Regions from separate parts of the Homo sapiens genome. Here region 2 is linked to region 1. The links are chromatin contacts, found by Hi-C in ENCODE. All regions are on one chromosome and are shown on one strand. The core of a region is the stretch at or near the end of the contact, and the rest is flanking DNA. Distances in the headings are between cores, read along the strand shown. Region 1 holds the start of FAM66C (family with sequence similarity 66 member C). Region 2 holds the start of C3AR1 (complement C3a receptor 1).

Region 1 (6,797 bases), core at 3,573-6,072:
TTCCCAAGGCAGAAGAATTTTTCTTAGTACAGAACAAAATGAAAAGTCTCCCACGTCTACCTCTTTCTACACAGACACGGCAACCATCCGATTTCTCAATCTTTTCCCCACCCTTCCCCCCTTTCTATTCCACAAAACCGCCATTGTCATCATGGCCCGTTCTCAATGAGCTGTTGGGTACACCTCCCAGACGGGGTGGTGGCCAGGCAGAGGGGCTCCTCACTTCCCAGTAGGGGCAGCCGGGCAGAGGCGCCCCTCACCTCCCGGACGGGGCGGCTGGCTGGGCAGGGGGCTGACCCCCCCACCTCCCTCCTGGACGGGCCGGCTGGCTGGGCAGAGGGACTCCTCACTTCCCAGTAGGGGTGGCCGGGCAGAGGCGCCCCTCACTTCCTGGATGGGGCGGCTGGCCGGGCGGGGGGCTGACCCCCCCACCTCCCTCCTGGACGGGGCGGCTGGCCGGGCAGAGGGGCTCCTCACTTCCCAGTAGGGGCGGCCGGGCAGAGGCGCCCCTCACCTCCCGGACGGGGCGGCTGGCCGGGCCGGGGGCTGACCCCCCCACCTCCCTCCCGAGCGGGGTGGCTGGCCGGGCAGAGGGGCTCCTCACTTCCCAGTAGGGGCGGCCGGGCAGAGGCGCCCCTCACCTCCCGGAAGGGGCGGCTGGCCAGGTGGGGGGCTGACCCCCCCCACCTCCCTCCTGGATGGAGCGGCTGGCCGGGCAGAGGGGCTCCTCACTTCCCAGTAGGGGCGGCCGGGCAGAGGCGCCCCTCACCTCCTGGACGGGGCGGCTGGCCGGGCGGGGGGCTGATCCCCCCACCTCCCTCCCAGATGGGGCGGCTGGCCGGGCAGGGGGCTGACCCCCCCACCTCCCTGCCGGACGAGGTGGCTGCCGGGCAGAGACGCTCCTCACTTCCCAGACGGGGTGGCTGCTGGGCGGAGGGGCTCCTCACTTCTCAGATGGGGCGGCCGGGCAGAGACGCTCCTCACATCCCGGACGGGGTGGCAGGGCAGAGGTGCTCCCCACATCTCAGACGACGGGCGGCCGGGCAGAGACGCTCCTCACTTCCCAGATGGGATGGCGGCCAGGAAGAGGTGCTCCTCACTTCCTAGATGGGATGGCGGCTGGGCAGAGACGCTCCTCACTTTCCAGACTGGGCAGCCAGGCAGAGGGGCTCCTCACATCCCAGACGATGGGCGGCTGGGCAGAGACGCTCCTCACTTCCCAGACGGGGTGGCGGCCGGGCAGAGGCTGCAATCTCGGCACTTTGGGAGGCCAAGGCAGGCTGCTGGGAGGTGTAGGTTGTAGCGAGCCGAGATCACGCCACTGCACTCCAGCCTGGGCACCATTGAGCACGGAGTGAACGAGACTCCGTCTGCAATCCCAGCACCTCAGGATGCCGAGGCTGGCGGATCACTCACGGTTAGGAGCTGGAGACAAGCCCGGCCAACACAGCGAAACCCCGTCTCCACCAAAAAAATACGAGAACCAGTCAGGCGTGGCGGCGCGCGCCTGCAATCGCAGGCAGTCGGCAGGCTGAGGCAGGAGAATCAGGCAGCAGTACCGTCCAGCTTCAGCTCGGCATCAGAGGGAGACCGTGGAGAGAGGGAGAGGGAGACCATGGGGAGAGGGAGAGGGAGAGGGAGAGGGAGAGGGAGAGGGAGAGCCAGAATGCACTTTCTTTCACCAACTAGTCCACCTAACTTTTCTAAGTCAAATCCCCTCTCCATGCTTGGATAGGTCATGAATGGCTTTCTGTTACCTACCTAAGATGAAGGGATATTGCTAAATCAGGTTTGTGGCCAAGAAACTTTTACCTGGAGTGGCAGGAGAGGGCCTATCTGTTCACCAGAGTGTCTGTAACTTTTCTTTTTTCTTCCTTTTTATTTAATTAATTAATTAATTAATTTATTTATTTATTTATTTATTTATTTTTTGAGATAGAGTCTCGCTCCGTCGCTCAGGCTGGAATCCTGATCTTGGCTCGCTGCAACCTCCGATTCCCAGGTTCAAGCGATTCTCCTGCCTCAGCCTCCTGAGTAGCTGGGATTACAGGTGTGTGTCACCATGCCCGGCTAATTTTTGTATTTTTAGTAGAGAGGGGGTTTCACCATGTTAGTCAGACTGGTCTCAAACTCCTGACCTCATGATCCGCCTGCCTTGGCCTCCCAAAGTGCTGGGATTACAGGCATAAGCCACCGCACCTGGCCTCTGCAACATTTTCTAAGTCAGTATAGAAGCTCTTTGAACCACCTTTTCAGTCGAAGAACTCATGAAAAAGTCCTCCAAGAACTTGTGACCTTCTGGAAATTGTCAAAATCTCTACAGGTGTCCAGAGTCATCTAGATCTGTATTGCAAGCCACTGACTGGGTTCCAGCATTATTAAAGCAAATGCAAAATATGCCATGCCCAGCAAAAAAAATCCAGAAGCCATGGTATTTAGCTGTTTCCATCTTTCTTCCCTCCTGCAGTTGGGAGAGTACTGAGTATCATGCCCTCCTGCAGCCTCTGGAGGACATGCCAGTGCCTAGAGGTACCAGTAGAGAGGGGCCATGAAAGAGCAGATGACAGCCAGGTAGCTGGGAATGACATTGTCCTGGGGCTTATTGCTTGTCATGAACTCTGCCACTGGGCAACATGTGCAGGTGTGGACCCGTGCCTTCTCTGGATCCCTGCCCCATCAGCCAGCTGTCTTATCTCCTGAAAGCTGGTAGGTGTTGGTCAGCATGGTGTTCTAGGACCAGGGTTATATTAACATTCCCTCTTAGGCTGAAACACCAGAAGTTAACACAGGAGTCCACAGGTGTGCACATACTAACCTCCAGATTGTTTTTCTTCTCGTTCTAGATGTTCATCCTTGCTTTTGGGACTTGAAATAACCCTACACAGCCAAATATTTATGCCTATTATCCACTTATGGAAAACTTATATGTCCCAAGTCCATAGGGTTAGTATTATTATCAGTATTAAAACCATTAGTACTAGTATCATGATGATCATTATTCCTGTTAATAGCCATCAATATTTTTATTACTGCCATTGTTAATATGGATTTTTCATTATTGTACAGCAATGAATATAGTTTATCCATTCACAAATGGTGTTCAGTTACCAAAGATGTCCAACAAGGCATGTTCTACAGACATATACATACACAGCTGTCCTGGAGACCCAGCTTTGCCACCAATTGCTCTTTCGTAAGATGAGATCCCCCAATACCCACCAGTTTTTCAGGACTCGACCTGAGCTGGCTCAGCTAGACCTGGAAAAGTTTCCTATGCCCAAATGTACTTGGAAAAATTTAAAAGTCTCTTCAGAGGCCCAGTAATAGCTTTTGGCAGCTTCTAAGACCAGGGAGGGTTTCTTGGCCATCCAGAGCCATTCAAATATTCTAAGTAAACTCAAGGATCCAGAAACCCCACTTGCAGTCATGAAATACCAGTGAATGGCCTCTGTGAGTCTCTTCAAGTTTTTCAAAGATGACTGCCTGGGAAGGCTGGCCAGGAAGTCACCCAAGCCCAACCTTCTGCAGGATGTTCTATGTCAGCCAGGGACCCAGTGAATTGCCATTGAACAGAAGGGAGGAACAGAGACAGCATGCCTGAGCTTCTGGAAACATTCTAAGTGTCCTTGTTGGCCCAGAAAAGACTGGTGCTACCATATGAGGCACAGACTTGGCAACCTACCTACTCCAGGAACCACAGAAGGTTTAAAGGTTCCCAGGAAGTCCCAGGAAGGGCAGCCATGGCCCTTTAGAGCCATCAGATTGTATTCTAAGTCTACGTGGGAGACAGTGCGCTTAGCTTCATAAAAACACCAGTGGAGGTGCTAACACTTGCCCCAGTATCCAGTCTTTTCTACCTCATCTCAGAGCCAGGCAGCCACTATTTCCCAAAGCTGCTGTGCAATGAAAGGGGAATATTCTAAGTGCTCTCCTGTGCCCACGAAATTCTGTGGCTGTGCTGAAAGACAGGAGTTGTCCTCCGGAATGCTCTTCAGAAATCTGACAGCACTGGTCAAGATTAAAGAAGCTCAATTCAACGTCATACAAAACCAATCCCCCCCAAAAAAAAAAAAAATGCATAGTGAGACAAAATGAACACACCTGCTAATAATCATAAATGACAATAATAACAACAATGATGATCTTAGTGATAATGCCACCAACACTGTTAATGGCAATAACAATAAACCTGAGGTAATGAGTGTTAGGGTCCCGATTCACCGATGTGAAGGATGGCGACAATTTCTGGCCTCACAGAAATAAAGGAAAAGTAAACACCTGGAGGAGGAGGAGGTGAACCTGGAGCTCCCGCCGGCCTCTGGGCGCTCCTTGGTGGAAGGAGAGGGTCTTGGTCCTGAGCCTGCCCGGGATCCACCTACACCAGAACCCCGGAGTCCCAGTCCCTGGATGGGCTCAGTCCCACCCAGGCCAGACGCCCCGGAGCCCCGTAGCCCGGGTCCTCCAGCCCTCGCTGCCGCCTCTTCTCGCGGAGCCGGGGCCGCCCCCGCGCCACCTCAGCCTCTGCGGGGCTCTGGGAGGGCAGCGCCGAGGATGCTCCGGGCCCAGCGCGGGTATCCGAGCCCAGAGTGGGTATCCGGCCTCAGGCGGATACTGACGCCCTGAGGGCGCGGAATAGGGCGGCCTGCGCAGGGCCCGCCATCTCGGGCCTTGCAAAAAGAGCGGCCTCTCCAACGCCCCTACCGGAACCTCCCCGGAGGCCCCAGCCCCAAAGCCAGGGCGATGGCGCCTCCCTGACCATGGGTGAAGAAAAACTCAGGTCCTCCCTGGAGACCCGGCCCGCCGCGGGAGGCAGACCGCGCATGCGCCCTGCATGGCCGGAAAGATGAGTTTCATTGCCCTCTGCCTGCCATGAGGTGGCAGCACAGGACGTTTGGCCTTAGCGGTGGACCTGAGTCTGAATCACTGAAATTCAGGGGTAGATTATTCAGTACTTTTCTTTTGGAAGATCAAATGGAAATTGAGTACGATATCTTGTGCTTTAATTGAAGAAGATGGAAATAAAGAAGCAAATTCAAAAATCAGTATACAAAAGTCGATTGATTCCCTCTATGTGGAGGGAAGATGAGCTTGAATAAGAGAAGCATTCTGTGTTACGCTTTAATAATGGCTGGAGATCTGCCACCATGCATTTGTCAAATCCCATAGAATTTCATAGCACAAATAGTACATCTCAATGTGGCTCAGGAGTACATATAATGTCAGCCACAGTTTGTGGGTAAATTACATATTTAATTAAATAGATTAAACAATAAATAATGATATGAGCTCTGCCTGGACACAGTCCTTGCCTCTCCAACCAGTTTGCCAAGGGCTTGAATTTCTTGCTCATTATCCTCACACTTGACATAAACCCTGGCTGCAGAGTAAAATCAATCACTTGTGGAGATTTTTTAATATATTGATTTGTCAACTTCAACCACGGATAAGGCCATTTAGCCTTAGTAAGGCCGATCGTATTAAGATTGTGCCTGTTTGGCAAAATTTCAAGTCATCCCACTTGATATTCAGGAAACATTTTCTCTTGAGTTTTAGGTTCAGTACTGAGGCTCCTTCACGGACAATACATTTTCCAATTCTGAGGACAAGGCAGAGGAGGGCCCCTCTGTGAGAACTTTCATTTTGCTTCGGGAAAAGTACATTGAATCGAATATAGGAAAGGCTTGCAAGGTGGCTGACAGGTTCGGCTGTTTTATCATGCTGGTGTTTTATCTTCTGGACTGCAGTAAAAGGAGCACAGCTGTGTCTGTCTCTGTGTAATAACTCAGGACTCACCTGAATAAAATGTGGGGTGTCATGAGATGAACTGCTACTTCCAGTTAGAGAGGCTCCAGGGACAAAATTTCAAGAGCCTTCTGAGGGATAGAAGAGAAGAGCTGCCTTATTCTCTGATCCCAGGTAACTGCTCAGAGACAGAGGCAAGGGCTGCGGACACCCAAATGCATATACTAGGGGTCTTTGATACAGCCTCCATTTCCCTGCTAAATCTATGCAATGACACACTGAGAAATCTAGCAAGTGGGGCTGAAGATCCCTGGTGTGTCAACTCGAGGGTTGGATGGAAACAAGTGGTTTTAGTGGACGTTGAAGTAAAGGGAGGTGAGCTGTGAGGAAAGAGCTGTTAAAGACTGGGGAGACTCAGAAGTTGGGGTAGAATCTCGACCAAGAATCTCACCCAAGGAGTGCAGATGCAAATCGATTTGTTAGGGCTGCATAAATGAAACAAGGGCTTCGCCAACATACTAAGTTTTTTCAACAACAGATTGTATTCTTTCAATATTTGTAAGTATTGATCTTTTGGAAAAGTTTAATGAGATTTCTTATATAATTCTGCATTCAATTTATTCCCTGGTCACTTTACTATTATGCATTTATATGCCACATTTTTATGAATAGATATTTTCTCAAATTTCTGAATTATTTTGCTAAAGTATGTGTTAAGAGTTTTTTCTAGAGGTCCACCTTCTTGACTCACTTTTCTGATGAGAAATCTATCAGGTTTCTCCACAGTGATTTTCAAGTTTGATAGCTCCTCAATGTGAGAAACTTAATGTCAACTAAGAAATGAATTACCACTAAAGAATTTTCTCCTTTCAGGATGCTAACCATGTTTTGTCCAGTGTGAAATCTCACATGTGCCACAAGTGTTGCTCTATGAAGAAAGGATTTCTCATGATTTTTCATTGCATAACTTCTCCAGTAAGAAGTATTTGGTATTCCAAGAGAATTCATTGCCCTTGGAAAGACTTTCCCTTCTTATTTAGCTTATGAAGGCTTTC
Region 2 (7,740 bases), core at 5,128-7,627, 110 kb after region 1:
TTATGGTAGAGTTAACAGTTTTTTATTTTATTTACTTTTTAACTGAATTATTTTTAATTTCTGGGCAACTTTGTTCTTCAATTTGTGTTCCTACTTGGCTTTACCATAACTATGTGGATAATTAGGCAGTTATACTCTAGCGGGGAAAGAGTACATCTAATCTACATCTTTGAGGGCCATAGGTTAGAATTTGACTTGACAAAAAGGGTATGATTTCACACTGGGAAGGGAACATTTTGTAAATTATTTGCCACTTGTCTAAGATGGAAAATAATTTTGATCTAATAAGCAACTGTAATTCACATTAGTTTTTTGACATAATAATGGCTAATATTTGTTAAGTTCCGTATATGCTGGTACTGTTTTAAGAGCTTTGTGTGTCTGTTAATCTACTCCTGACAATACTATAGAGTAGGTAGAGAATATTCCCTGAATTAGTCATTTTCCAGCCAGGAAATCTAAAACCATTGTAGGTACTTCAAAAGGGATATATGAGACAAGAACTTGGGCCAGCCATCGTGGTTCACGCCTGTAATCATAGCATTTTGGGAGTTGAGGCCAGGAGTTCAAGACCAGTCTGAGCAACATAGTAAGACCCCATCTCTGCAAAACAACATTTAAAAATAGCTGGATGTGGTGGTGCATGCCTGTAGTCCCAGCCACTCGGGAGGCTGAGGCAGGAGGATCACTTGAGCCCAGGAGTTCAAGGCTGCAGTGAGCTACAATCAAGCCACTGCACTCCAGCCTGGGCAACAGAGCAAGACCCTGTCTCAAAAGAAAAAAAGAAAAGAAAAGAAAAAGAAAAACAAGACTTGGCTACAGAAGTGTCAAAAGAAGTAGAGGAATAAAAAGTGAAAAGATGATATTAGCTGTGTATCAATTACTGCAGGAGGATGCTTTCCTACAATTGGAAGAGAAAAAATGGAAAAGGATATTACCTAGAATAGGCAAGCATGCACTTGCTTTTAAGGATGGGAGTTCTTGCTGCCACTTAACAAGAATCTAAACTCACAGGCCTGCTGCTGCTGCTGCTGCTTGCTGCTGGAACCATTAATCCTGCTGGAGCCTCCAGCAGCCAGCAGCCACTGCTGCCACACCTGCCCCCTCCATTGCAGAAATCAGGTGCTAAATGATATCCCTTTCTCCCATATTGCTTTTCCTTTAACAATTTTAATGTTTATTCTATTTCATAGTCTTTGTTCTTTTATTTATTTTTATTTTTATTTATTTTTTGAGACAGGTTCTTTGTTGCCTGAGCTGGAGTACAGTGGCACTATCATAGCTCCCTACAGCCTCAACCTCCCAGGCTCAAGCCATCCTCCCGCCTCAGCCTCCCAAGTAGCTGGGTCTACAGGTGTGCACCACCATGCCCAGCTGATTTTTTGTATTTTTAGTAGAGGGGGGTTTTGCCATATTACCCAGGCTGGTCTTGAACTCCTGGGCTCAGGCAATCTGCCTGCCTTGGCCTCCCAAAATGCTGGGGTTACAGGCGTGAGTGACCGCTTTCTTTTACTTTTTTTAAAATTTTTTTATTTTTATTTTTTTGAGACGGAGTATCGGTCTGTCACCCAGGCTGGAGTGCAGTGGCGCGATCTCGGCTCACTGCAAGCTCCGCCTGCCGGGTTCACGCCATTCTCCTGCCTTAGCCTCCAGAGTAGCTGGGACTACAGGCGCCCACCACCACGCCTGGCGAATTTCTTTATGTATTTTTAGTAGAGACGGGGTTTTACTGTGTTAGCCAGGATGGTCTCGATCTCCTGACCTCATGATGCGCCCGCCTCGGCCTCCCAAAGTGCTGGGACACAGGCATGAGCCACCGCGCCCAGCCTCTTTTACTTTTAAAATAGATTTGCAATCTCTGTGCACAACCAAGTTATGAAATTAAAAGCAATAGTTCCCCTTTCTCCTTACTTTCCATTGACACATGAACATGTCCTTCCGGAAGATCCTATTCAGAACCCAGCTGGAGAGAAGGTAGAGGAGACATAGTCCATAGGTTTCTAATAGATAATAAGGAAGGGTGTGGGCGGCTTGAGTATCGATAGATGATATCTGACACAGTCCCTGTTTTGCAGATAAGAAAACGAGAACATACAGTGTGAGAAGCTTATTTTCAGTAACACAATTAGTAAGTGGCAAAGTTGAGACTTAAACCCAGGCTTTCTACCTGCCCTCCCTTAGTCCTTAGAATACCCTTTTTACTCCCACCAACGCCATGTACCTGTGCCATTTAGTTGTGTTGGGCTCACCTCCCCCTTAATATGTGCTCATGCTTTTCCCTTGAAATGCCCTCTCAGCTTCAATCTCCCTGCTCAAATGAGAGAATTATAGATTGTTAGATGTAAAAGAAACCTGAAAGACCATTTAATCCAACCTTTAATTTTCCACCTAAGAAAACAACAACAAATTTCTAGGTCAAGTATCTAGCCCAAGGTCGAGTAGTTATTACAAAACTGAAAGTCAAATGTATGTCTCCACATTCCTGGTCTAGTGCTCTATTCACCTCATGAATCTTTTCTTCCATAAAAATTTTCCAGCTAATTCTAGCCACCATCAATCAATCTTACCCTTTGCTGACCAGCCATTGCATTTGTCTGTGTCATCCACAGTTTTTGGCACTTAGTTATATTTAATTTAGAGCATAGGTTACTACAAATTATCTAATAACGGATTTAATCATTTTTTGTTGAAGTCTTTAAGGACAGTAACTTTATAATGTATTTAACTCTCTCAGAGAAAACAAGCTAGAGATCTGTGATTCTAACATTTTTATTTTGGCCAAACAAGCTTTAATACAGATCTCCATCAATTACAGTGTAGAATTAGTCAAGTGACTGGTAAAAGGTTTTAATATGGCTGCCTTTGCAACATACATTCAAATTTTCTTTTTTCCAAAGCATCTGATCTCTGCTTTTAGAAATTTATATTTAGATATTCAGAATAGAACAAAACAGAAGTGAATCACATAACTTCCTCAGAGCTTTCCACAATACACCACAAAACAACCAGTACTTTTTAAGAAGAGAGAGAGGTCATCCAGAAACAGGAGCACTATTCACAACAAGTTTTTAGTAATTTTCTTCCTGAAAAATCCAAAGAACACAGCTGGGAGCTCTTGAACCAGTTTAAATTGCTGTATAACATCCAGCTAAATTTTTATATTTTTAGTAGAGATAGGGTTTCATCACGTTGGCCAGGCTGGTCTCGAACTCCTAACCTCAGGTGATCCGCCCGCCCTGGCCTCCCAAAGTGCTGGGATTACAGGCATGAGCCACCACACCCAGCCACATTGCTGTGTAATCTTTAGAGAGAGAGAAATTAGTAAAAGTGAATTCATGCCAGAAACAACTCTAAGGACTCAAGTTAATTATTTGAATTATATTCAGATGTCAACATCCTTTTCAAACAAACATTCATTCACTTATTGGTGCCACAGACCTGTTATACCAGGCAAGGTAGCAGCCACTGGAGACAGACAAGAAATTCATGGTAGGGGAGAGAGAGAGACAAGGTATTATTTTACAGTACTATTGCCTGACAAATTTCTACCCATCCTTATGGCCCCAATGCTACCTCTTCAGTGCATCATCGTGGGTTTGCTTCCATGAGAATTAGTCTCTTACGGTTTCATATTCCCAGGGTGTATTGTGCCCTCCTAACAGCCCCTACTGTATTACAGTTATATACATCTCTCATTCCTCCTCCATCTTCCGCAGTGCAACACACTGTATCAGGAGCAGGAGCAGAAGCAGAGTATATGTTTATGGTACTGAACTTAGTGTGACAATTTGTGAAGTCTCTTTAGTGGAAAATTCTGTATCTTTCAAAATGTAAAAGTGTGTGCTCTTAGACTTAGCAATTCCAATTCTAAAACTCTATTCTACAGAAATACATGTAAATACTATAGTGCTCATTGAGTTTTGTTTATAATCATTTAAAATTGGATAAAAACAATATTCCACGAAAAATAATTAAGTAAGTGGAATAATATGGAGCAACTTAAAAAGTATAATTTGGGACCGCACGCAGTGGCTCACGCCTGTAATCCCAGGACTTTGGGAGGCCGAGGTGGGCAGATCACCTGAGAGCAGGAGTTCGAGACCAGCCTGGCCAGCATGGTGAAACCCCGTCTCTACTAAAAATACAAAAAATTAGCCAGGTGTGGTTGTGGGCACCTGTAATCCCAGCTACTTGGGAGGCTGAGGCAGGAGAATCGATTGAAGCCAGGAGGCAGAAGTTGCAGTGAGCCGAGATCGCACCATTGCACTCCAACCTGGGTGACAAGAGCAAAACTCTGTCTCAGGAAAAAAAAAAAAAAAAGTGTAATTTGGGCCAAGATGTCCTGATATAAAAAGATAAGTGGAAAAAATAGAACAAAACAATATGCGTAGTAGAATATGCGTATTTAAGAGAGAGACTACATCTGGAAAGTGGAAAGAGGATAGCTAGGTGTTTAGGAAATTTTGGTTTTTACTTTAATCTTCTCATATTTAATTTTTACCATGGGGAATTAATTGTTTTTATAAAATATATTTTAATTAGATATATATGTACATATATGATAATCCTACATTTTATATGCTTTCTGGATACCTATATTATTCAATATTTCCAAATATTGGAGGAAAGAAAACCCAAAATAATCAATAGGATTATATGTACTAACATGGAAGTATGTTTTGATATATTGTTAAGTAAAAAAGCAAGACATAAAATCACACATAAATTACCATCCCATTTATGTTCAAAACTACCTTTTAGAAAAATGTGTGTTAGGCCGGGTGGGGTGGCTCACACCGGTAATCACAGCACTTTGGGAGGCTGAGGCAGGTGGATCACCTGAGCTCAGGAGTTCAAGACCAGCCTGCCCAACATGGCAAAACCCCATCTCTACCGAAAAAATATAAAAATTAGCCGGTTGTGGTGGCACATGCCTGTAGTCCCAGCTACTAAGGAGGATGAGGTGGGAGAATTGCTTGAACCTAGGAGGCAGAGGTTGCAGTGAGCCAAGATGGTGGCACTGCACTCCAGCCTGGGCGACAGACTGAGGCCCTGTCTCCAACAAACAAAATGTGTGCTATATTCAGAAAAAAAAAAATCAGGAAGAATGAACACTAACCTATTAAAAATAGTTACTTCGAGCAGTGGAATTGAAAAGAAAATCTTTCATTTTTTTTACCCATTATAATTCTGTATTATTTCAATTTATCTCTTCTAGAACAAAGTATGTTCTATTTTTGTAATTAGATGATGACAATGGAAATAAACTAATAAATACTACTCAACTCTTGGCATTTTTCTTTTGATCTTTCTGCCTCAAAAATATTCCGTGGTGACTTGACTGCAAACAAGCAGAGGAGCAGATATTATGGTTTGGACAAGTTGATTAATATAGACTGAAGCCTATATCACAGACAACAGTGTTCAAATACATTTGACCCAAATAAACTTTATTTTATATGCATATATCTAAAAGAGTATATGCATATATCTAAAAGAATAATATAAGAATTATTTACAGCATAGTATTCATTAAGCAGGAATTACCTTCAGTCTTCTGTACTCCTTCCTGATGAAACAGCACCTAGACTCCAGCCTGTTCTCCAGTGACCACTAAGCTCTCCCACCTACCTCCCCACCTACCTGCCCTCTACCACCTACCTGCCTTTGACTAGGCTCCACTTATAGCCTAAGCAGCTTTTCACCTTTTTCTGTCTCTAGAATTCCTACAGGTACTTAATTAAGTACTTGCCCACATCTTATTTCTATCTTAAGACTCTCCTAGATTGCCCTGGGTTATATATACCCCTGGCTAGAGTGTTCTATTATTTTACTTCTATTGTTACTTCTATTATTATAGCCTAGTTTGTATTACAGCTTTGTGTGTATATGTATGGGTACATATTCCCACTCGATTGTGAATCTCTGGAGATTAGAATATAGCTTAATTCATCCTGATTTTGACATGGCACCGTTTTTCACATATATCAAGCATTTCAGATATGTTATTTGAGATTAATTAAATGAGTTTATTCAGGTCATTCCTCCCCAACCACTCCCCACTCCAACCCTCACATCTCATAGAGTCTTTTTTTTTTCATTTCTAAACAAAACCTATAAAGTTGAACCCTATGTACAGAGGTACCCTCTCTCTAACCATTCTCTGTGTGCTGCAGAAAATGTCTCAGGATTATAAACTCCTACTTCTGTTTTCCTGCTTTGCCTTTCTAAGCCATTTAGAAATGACTCACTTTGAAACTCTTCCTGTGAGGTCAGATAGTGGTCTAGAGCATAAGACTTAACTTATTGCCGGAAACAGAGAGAGAACAGAAGAAGAGAAAGCTCAGCAAATTTTCTTGCCATACTTCATGACTTCACTGTGGCTAAGTGTGGGGACCAGACAGGACTCGTGGAGACATCCAGGTGCTGAAGCCTTCAGCTACTGTCTCAGTTTTTTGGTAAGAAAACCTAGACCTACCTGATGACTTGTGCTTAGCCTGTTTTGCTCATTATAGGTAATGAGTTTGAGTGTCACTATCTTCTATTTCCCCTATTCCTTCTCTGACTTTGAATTCTTTTATCTTATCTCTATGTCTAACTTCCTTTTTCTAAATATTCCACATTGCATTTGTCTTTGCTTTTAATATTTTCATAGTGGAATTAATAGTGAATTTTTACATCATTTCTTTCCTTTCTTTGAATTGGCTATGTATTTCACCCTGAACTTTGATTCCAGCTGTCCCCATTAATTTGTTTTTCAAATAATTGATTGCACTTTTTTTCCCTTTCCATTTCCTCTTTCTTTTTTTTATTCTTTTGCCCATTCCTTATTGCTACTGACTCTGTTATCCTATTACTACAATTTGATTCTGGGGTCCACTTTTCTTTCTCTATCACAGTGGAATTTTAGTTTCAGGATATTAATTACCTTTAAATTACGGCTGGTCAACTTAGTAATAATTTTTTTTAATCCTCTACTAATCTTAAACACATAAAGGTATGGTATTTTTAGCCAAATTAACTTGAAGAAATGTAAAAAGTAATCTTGCTCTGCAGGACTTTTTTTTTTTTTTTTTTTTTTTGAGACAGAGTCTCACTCTGTTGCCCAGGCTGGAGTACAGTAGCATGATCTCAGCTCACTGCAACCTCCGCCTCCCAGGTTCAAGCGATTCTCCTGCCTCAGCCTCCTGAGTAGGTGGGATTGCAGGCACGTGCTACCACACCCAGTTAAATTTTTTTGTATTTTTAGTAGAGACAGGGTTCCACCATGTTGGCCAGGTTGGTCTCAAACTCCTGACCTCAGGTGATCTACCCGCCTCTGCCTCCCAAAGTGCTGGGATTACAGGCGTGAGCCACCACACCCAGCCTTGTTCTAAAGGACTTTTAATCCCTGACTCCTACATACTTTCATTTCAAAACAGATAATAACAATATTTAACATATAGCTCATGACAGATAACTCTATTTTTATTAAAATTTTGCTGTTTGCAGTCCCTGCTACTTCAGTTCATGCAGTTCTCGGCAGCTTCCCCTTTATTAGCAATACCATATATCTTTTTTTTTTTAATGTGATTTTTTTTTTTTTTTGGTAGTAAAAACAGCATTTGCCTAACAGTCCTCGGACCTGAAATCCAAGAACCTCCCTAGTAATGATTATATGCTTGTAATCTAATTTGCTGAGTTTCACTGTCAAACTTGAGAAATAAAAGCAGAGAAAACGTAGGCTGGGCACAGTGGCTC

Evidence for each region. A loop is a pair of places that touch in the nucleus more often than their neighbours do. Pooled maps may share reads with other maps.
Region 2: a loop to region 1 is called in a pooled map, with 2.7 times the contacts of the local background. The contact joins the promoter of C3AR1 here to the promoter of FAM66C in region 1. A Hi-C loop is called at or near these places in 3 of 50 pooled maps.

Annotation. Positions count from the first base shown.
Region 1 is chr12:8,178,234-8,185,030 of GRCh38, reverse strand. It overlaps FAM66C (family with sequence similarity 66 member C), which reads right to left and starts at 4,822. Exons shown (of 8, transcript NR_026788.1): 1 at 4,279-4,822. ZNF705A (zinc finger protein 705A) reads right to left here. Exons shown (of 6, transcript NM_001004328.3): 6 at 4,985-6,797. RefSeq lists enhancers at 3,959-4,458, 4,654-4,783 and a silencer at 4,384-4,503.
Region 2 is chr12:8,064,996-8,072,735 of GRCh38, reverse strand. C3AR1 (complement C3a receptor 1) reads left to right here and starts at 6,377. Exons shown (of 2, transcript NM_004054.4): 1 at 6,377-6,458.